Linked DNA regions of Homo sapiens: region 2 is linked to region 1. Evidence: chromatin contacts called from ENCODE Hi-C or POLR2A ChIA-PET data. All regions are on one chromosome and are shown on one strand. The core of a region is the stretch at or near the end of the contact, and the rest is flanking DNA. Distances in the headings are between cores, read along the strand shown. Region 1 overlaps TSPAN2 (tetraspanin 2). Region 2 holds the start of TENT5C-DT (TENT5C divergent transcript).

Evidence for each region. Hi-C counts contacts between places; a loop is a spot of excess contacts on that map. ChIA-PET counts read pairs that join two places held with the same protein, here RNA polymerase II (POLR2A). Pooled maps may share reads with other maps.
Region 2: a loop to region 1 is called in a map of CD8-positive, alpha-beta T cell, with 9 times the contacts of the local background. The contact joins the promoter of TENT5C-DT here to the enhancer-like site in region 1. A Hi-C loop is called at or near these places in 2 of 168 maps with a recorded cell type or tissue (CD8-positive, alpha-beta T cell and naive thymus-derived CD4-positive, alpha-beta T cell) and 5 of 50 pooled maps. POLR2A ChIA-PET finds 5 or more read pairs at or near these places in 1 of 52 experiments (OCI-LY7).

The regions. Positions count from the first base shown.
Region 1 is chr1:115,061,555-115,065,038 of GRCh38, forward strand. It overlaps TSPAN2 (tetraspanin 2), which reads right to left. Exons shown (of 8, transcript NM_005725.6): 3 at 581-678. Among named protein-coding and RNA genes, the nearest start is that of TSPAN2, 26 kb to the right of the region's middle. RefSeq lists an enhancer at 778-1,301. Within about 2 kb of position 1,282, at least 24 of the 41 ENCODE cell types and tissues checked have a DNase peak (open chromatin) inside an H3K27ac peak, as active enhancers do; they include CD8-positive, alpha-beta T cell, where a contact is called at or near this core.
Region 2 is chr1:117,603,207-117,607,158 of GRCh38, forward strand. It overlaps TENT5C-DT (TENT5C divergent transcript), which reads right to left and starts at 2,564. Exons shown (of 3, transcript NR_121626.1): 1 at 2,440-2,564; 2 at 1,583-1,730. It overlaps TENT5C (terminal nucleotidyltransferase 5C), which reads left to right and starts at 2,842. Exons shown (of 2, transcript NM_017709.4): 1 at 2,842-2,947. RefSeq lists enhancers at 1,656-2,156, 2,157-2,657 and a silencer at 2,568-2,907.

The DNA of each region.
Region 1 (3,484 bases), core at 32-2,531:
CAATCATAGTCACCCCTTACAATTACTAAGTACTTTTACTCCCAAAACATCTTTACACCAATGACGTCATTTCTTTTCACACTTCCCATATAAGGCAGGAACAAAGATAATATTTTTTTTCTTTTTTCTTTTTTCAAGACAAGGTTTTGCTCTGTCGCCCAGGTTGGAGTGCAGTGGTACAGTCATGGCTCACTGCAGCCTCCCAACTCCTGGTCTTAAGTGATCCTCCTGCCTCAGCCTCCTGAGTAGCTGGGACCACAGGTGTGTGCCATCACACCCGGTAGAGACTAGGTCTCCCTGTGTTGCCCAAGCTAGTCTTAAACTCCTGGGCTCCAGAGATCCTCCTGCCTCAGCCTCCCAAAGTGCTGGGATTACAGGCGTGAGTCATGGCACCCGGCCCTAGTTAGTATTATTCATATATAAGAGATGGAGAAACCAAGACTGAGGGAGGAAAAGTGCATGCCAAGGGCTCAGAGAGTCCACGGAGGAGCTGGAGCCAGGGGCCAGAGGCACTGACTCCCTTCAGATGCAGGCCGCTCCCTCACCCCCACCCCACCATTTACCCCCTCGCCCCACTTACTGATCCAAGCACACATTGCGACTCCCGCATGGCTCCGCAGCACCCGAAGAACCCCACGGCCATCATCAGGGCCCCGGCTCCAACCAGAACATACAGCCCTGTGGGGAAGAGGTCAGAGGAGACCACTGAGAGCCAACCGAGTGCCTCCACGACCAACTAGGCTTAAGACTCTGGGCACTGCAGAGCATTCTAATAGTACCAAAAGGAGGTGCTATTCTTACTGCCATGTTTGACACGGAGGAACTGGGCCCCAAAAGGTAAAGCGATTTGCTTAAGGTCATAGAGCTGGTGTTTGGCAGAGCCGGGAGAAAAATAGCCATGAGCCTCAAAAGCCTGCCCAACACTCCGACTCTGTCTTGCATCTCTAGTGATGGAGGCAGCCATCATTCAGGTGGGGATTTCACTTACTGCTTAGGCAAGCCCCACGTACAGTTCTTACAGAGAAAGAAAAGGACAGAAATGCTCTGGTTCTGAGAGAACTAAAGCCAAGCCTTTTTGTATTTCCTTCTCTGATCCTGAGATAAGTTAGAATACAATATGGGACTTGGCACTTGTCTTACTTGGAATCATGTTAATGGTCTCTATTTCATTTTTTGCATTTTACTCATATGAGTCACCTGGAAACCACTCCCATTAATAGGGAGGGTGGGGGCTGGTGCCCCGCCTCTGTGGGGAACCCCTGGGCCTGGCATTCAGGGTGCTTCCTGGGGCGCCTCTGGGTTGCTGATGGTGGTTTGCGGGCAGATCTGGCAGTTTACAGACCTAGTAGGAGCCACAGGCGAGGCTGCTCTGCTTCCTGCCCCACCCGGACCTGGCCTCAGCGTTCTTTTCAGGGCCCTGAGGCCTTGCTGCTCTGCAGTCCTGAGGTGGGTATTTATTTCCTGCTGTTCTAGCTCTACCACCTCCTCCCTTTCCCTTTTCTCTAAAAGAATAATTTCATGAGGGAATGGATGTGGTAATGTGAGAAATGATATCATATTAAAAATAATAGTGTTGTTGGCCCCACTACCTCAACACTTTATTGTTTTAAAAATGTCTTTCACCAAAGGTCTAATATCCAGAATCTGTAAGGAACTTAAACAAATCAACAAGCAAAAGGCAAATAACTCCATTAAAAAGTGGGCAAAAGACATAAACAGACAATTCTCCAAAGAAGACATGCAAGCGAGCAACAAACATGAAATAATGCTCGTCATCTCTAATCATCAGAGAAATGCAAATCAAAACCACAATGAGATACCATCTCATACCAGTCAGAATGGCTTTTGTTAAAAAGTCAAAAATAACAGATGTTGGCAAGGCTGGGAGTAAAGGGGACACTTTATACAATGTTGCGAATGTAAATCAGTACAGCCACTGCAGAAGGCAGTTTGGAGATGACTCAAACAACTGAGTTGAACTACCACTCGACCCGGCAATCCCATTGCTGGGTAAATACCTAAAGGAAAATAAGTCATTCTGTCAAAAGGGTACATGTTCACTGCAGCACTATTCACAACGGCAAAGGTATGGAATCAACCCAGGTGCCCATCAATGGTAGATAGGATAAAGAAAATGTGGTACATATACACCATGGAATACTATGCAGCCATAAAAAAGAACAAAATCATGCCCTTTGCAGCAACATGAATGCAGCTGGAGGCCATTATCCTAAGCAAACTATCACAGGAACAGAACATCAAATACCGCATGTTCTCACTTATAAGTAGGAGCTAAATATTGGGTACACATGGACATAAAGATGGGAATGATAGATACTGGGGACTACTAGAGGGGCACAGGTGTTGAAAAACTAACTATTGGATACTATATTCATTACCTCAGTGACAGGTTCAGTCATACCCCCAATCTCGGCATCACTCAATGTACCTTTGTAACAAACCTGCCCATGTACCCCCTGATTCTAAAATGAAAGTTGAAAAAGAAAAAAAAAAGTCATTCACTGTGTTGCAATGTTTTCAAAGCTCTCACTTCCATCATCTTATTGGCTTCTCAAAACAACGTGGTTAGGTAAGCAAGGACTATTATTTCTGTTTTACAAATGGAGGTCTGAGAGTCAAGATGGCTGTAGGCAGGATGCCCTGGCCTGCAGCCCCAATTCCCATCCCACACTTCTATTTGACCACCCCACAGAAGCGAGCTGAATGCAGGGCGGCAGCAACAACACCATATTCAGTTCCTTCATGGAATGTCTCCTGGTGGACCCCCTTGCTGCAGAACATGCCCATTGCCTCTCATTGCTACTGCCACAATTGCTACATGATGCCGTTTGCAGATCTATCATGAAGTCACAGCCTACAGAACAGTTTCCCCCAAAATCTTTATCCATCCTATGCTCCAGCCACCTGGGAATTCACCATGATCTGGCTGTGTCCTGCTCTTTTCCATTTTGTGCTTTTGCAGGTTCTCATATTAGTCTCTCATTATAGATTTCAAGTTGACAAACCTTATTCATCCTCTCTAGAACATGCCCTGCACAAGGCAGAATTCTTAGTCAGTGTGCATTGGATTAGTAGATAAGACAGAGAAAATCAAATCAGTTCCAGGCTTGCTGGCTGTCATCACCCATCTTTGCTTAGAGATATATGCTGGAAACAGGTCTCAGCAAACATCCACAAAGCAACTACATAGCTGTGCTCTCCAAAGCCAAGCACATGAGGATGGTTGCTTCGCACCCCGAGACACCCTGGAATATGTGAAAGAGGGAGGCTCGTGAGGAGGCAGGAGGCTCACTGGACAGGGGCACAGAGGTTTGAGGAGGCCAGAGTTGTTCCCCACTGTAAATGAAACTGTCTGCTCCCTCAGGCAACAATCCTTATCCTTCTGAAATAATGAGCTTTTCAGGAAAGTGTGCTTTTTTGAACAATATTTCATTCTTAGGCTATCAGAATCCCAGAGCTCACG
Region 2 (3,952 bases), core at 1,314-3,813, 2.5 Mb after region 1:
ATCAGGAATACAAAGGGGCCCAAGAAAAAAATATATATATACATGTATATATATTTGAGAAACTCATATATAGTGAGTTTCTTTTCTGCTCTTAGCTCTCACCTCTCACCTACCATAGAATTGCCTAATTTTATTCAGGAAGTTGAATAAAATTTCACCCAGGAAAAGGTGGAACTAAACCATGCTGGGTCAAATTTTAGGTTAAGAATTTCTGTCCTGTGTTCTACCTTGAGACTAACTGTACTAATGGTTTCCAAGAGGCACTGAAAGAGTAGAAATGGTTGAAAGGCCAATGTAATAATTTGCATTAACTTTATTGTGGTTGGAAGTTTATGGAAGGATGGTTGAGTTACTTGCCCAAGGCCTTATTACAGATAGTGAAAGTTAAAACAATGAAGTTCTTAGAAGAAAACAAAGAATATTATTTTTATGGGCTTAGGATTATTTTAAACAGGACATACAAAACACTAGTCATAAGAGATAAGATTAATATTTTGAATGTCTTTAAAATTAAGTGCTTCTGTTCATCAAAAGATAACATTAGAATAATTAAAAGTCAACACAGATTGGGAAAAGATATTTGTTATACATATATTGGACAAAGGGCTCATATTCAGAATATGTAAAGAACTCTTATAGGTCATTAGGACAGACAACTCCCTACAAATGAGCGAAAGACTTGAACAGACACTTTATTAAAAGGGTATTGAAATGAACAATAAGCATCTGAAAAATTGCTCAACATCCTTGATCATCAAAAAATGCAATTTTAAATCACAATGAAATACATATCCCCCCCCTTTTTAAATTAAAAAGACTGAAAATACCAATACTGGCAAAGATGTGAAACAACCGGAAATCTCATATCACTGGTTGGAACCTAAATTGTTATACGAATTTAAAAACTGGCAGTGTATTTAAAGTTTAATATGTGAACACTCTATGAACCAGGAATCCAATCCTAGGTATATATATATATCCAACATAAATGAATGCTATGTCCACCAAAAGACATGTGTAAGAATGTCTGCAGCAGCTTCATCAAAGGCAGAAACATGAAGCAACTCAAATGTCCACCAACAGTAGGATGAGTACACAAATCGTTGAATATTTATATAATGAAGTAATACACAGTAGTGAAAAAGAATGGACCATTGTTACACACAACAATATGGATGAATCTCATAGACGCACTGTTGGGCAAGAGAAGCCAGACATAAAATTGTACGTGTTATGTATTTCATCCATAGCAAGTTCAAATATTGGTAAAACTAATCTATGGTGATAGAGGTTAAAATAGTGGTAATCCTTGTCGGATACTGAATGGGAAGGGGCATGAATGAGCTGGAAAGGTTCCACATCTTGATATGGATGGCAGTTACATGGGTATGCATATGTAAAAAATTATCATTCTGGACACTTTTGATTTGTGCGCTTTACTGAATGTTATACCTCAAAAACAAAAAGTAAAACAAAAAATCAGATCATATGTCTTGATTTCGCGTCTAACAATAGGATCACTGGCTTTCCCTATAAACACTCATATTGATGTCCTATCGCATTAAAGTTCCTGGATACTCACTCTCCTCTCCCTCGCTGGGAAAGACATATTTGAGAACTCTTCATAGTCTGACAGACAGGAGAACCACACTTATTTCAGGCAGGGTTGGAAGAGTAGGGCGGAGGAGATGTAAATACTGCATCTGGGAAGTAATCTTTTCCCCCAGCACCTAGTAAACGATCAATACAAGTACAATAATGTCTATTGATAAATAACATTGTCCAACATTGGCTACTATCTGATACATACAGCATTTGCCACACACTTTCTAACAGGCACTAGGCAATGCACTAATTGTTTCCCACGTATTTTCTTAATACTTATATAATTCTACAGAGCTGTCCCATTGTTAGTCTTGTCCTACAGATAGGAGACGCAGGTTGTTGGAGGGTTGGTTCAGTTACTTGCCTAAGGCCTTACAGAAAGTTTAAGTGGTGCATGGAGATCTCAACTCAGATTAGTCTGAATTCAGAACCTGGGCTGTAAACCACTCGCTATGTTATGAATGGATGGTGTCCAAGCCCTGCCTGCATGTTATATAACACACTGGACCAAGTGCTGTGGCATTCCGAATGGGGCCGAAGCGGCTGCGGCTGCCGACATTGGCGATGGACTCCCCGAGGCCCTTCGTCCCACTAACTGCACACAGGTGGTCCCCGGGGCCAGAGAGCCGCCGGCGCTCTCTCCCCGAAGACCACGCCTTCGCCTCCAGCCAGTTTGCTTGGGGAATCAGAAAGGTGCCCAGGGCCCAGAAACCATTAAGTTTTTTCCGACTTCAAAAACACACACCGGAGGTAGGCGTGGGCGTTACCCGCCTCACTCCTGGGGGCAGGGAGAACCAACGCGAAAATCCCCAGAGAGGCGGAAGAAAAACCTGCCTGCGAGAGAATAGGATGGAGATGGGAAAAGCCTGGGGAAGAGAGAGTTATGCGGCAGGAATAGCAGAAAAGCGTACTAAGCAAAAAGAAAGGTGTCCCACTAACTCCGAAGTTAAGTGGGTGTCGACGCAGCCCCCTCTATTGCGCTTGCGCAGTGCTGCCTCCCTGAGCACCCCGCCCCTTCCCGCCGCTGAGGATTTACTCGTCTCTTGGCAACCATTCACCCGAAGAGCCAATCAGAGGGCAGCCCTCGCCCCGCCCCTGCCGTCAGGGCCGGGCGGAAGGGTCCCGAGGGGACTGGCTCCGCCACGCCCCGCCCCTGGCTCCCCCGGGAGGGCGGCTCAGGGGCGGGGACGGGGGCGTGGTCCCGCCGTATAAGAACGGAGGGGGCGGCGGCGGGACGGCTCACTCGGTGCCGCTGCCTAGGGGCTGTAGAGGTCGCGCCGCTCCTGCTGGGGCCTGCCCACGCCAAGGACCTGCCTCTGTCGCCTCCTCTTCTATTGCCCAGGTGAGTCCGCGACCCCCCTCCTCTAAAGGTGCGGCGATGCGGCAGCAGCCCCAGGGAGCCGCGAGCTCACTTAGTGGGGGTCCGCCCCCACTAAGTGGTGCTCAGGTCTTTGCCCAGCCTGGTAGGGGGCAGGCGGACCCGAGGGGAGCTGCGGACAGGTGCCGAGACCCGGTGCTCCTTTCCCCTCCTGCTCCCTCGAGGACCCCCGCCCCTGACACACCCGTCCCAAAGGGCCAGAAGAGACGCTCCGAAAGGGAGCTACAACTTTCCAGAGACCTGGGGCTTGGCAAACTCCAGCGAGTTCCTGCTCCGCGCGTCCTGCAGGCTGCGCGCTGGCCAGGCGCGGGCAGGGCGTCTGAAGAGTGTGTGATCGGCGCCTCCGCTCCTACCTGGATCAGACGGCGCCCCCCGCCACCCATGCCTCCCTTCCTGGCTTGCAGTCCCTCGGGCTCGCCCCGGCGCTCCCGCGGGCGCGCACACCTTCGCCGGCCCGCCGAGTGTGAATTCGAATTCGGCGGTTTCACTAGGCGCAGCTGGAGACGCAGCGGTCCGGGGCTTGGATCTGGTTGGGGAGGGGAGGGGCGCTTCCTAGGCTCATTGCCAAGTCCTGAGTTTTAAGGAGAAGGGCGGAGATCCTTAAATTTAATGCGCTCACATCAGACTGTGGACACCATGAGCAGCAAAGGGATCCAAGCCAGTGACTTGTGCGCTGCGCGTCTCTCAGAAACTTCTTGGGAATGCGGTGTCTGTGAAACCTGCTTCCTCTCCTTTTGAAAATGAAACTTGCTTTACTGCGTAGGTGAAAAGCCACGGCAAGTGGGTCGACTCGGACGGATACCGGTGCGGCTGCCCCGGGAGGTGTCGCAGTTCGGGGACTCCCTTCGCACTGGTCGCGAGGCAGGAGGGAGCAGGGTGGGAGGCGAGTCAGAGGAGGGTGACTTACCTGAAGAATACAGGTTGGTAGCCTGCACACCTGAACTCAACGCTGGCGGGCGAGAAAACCAA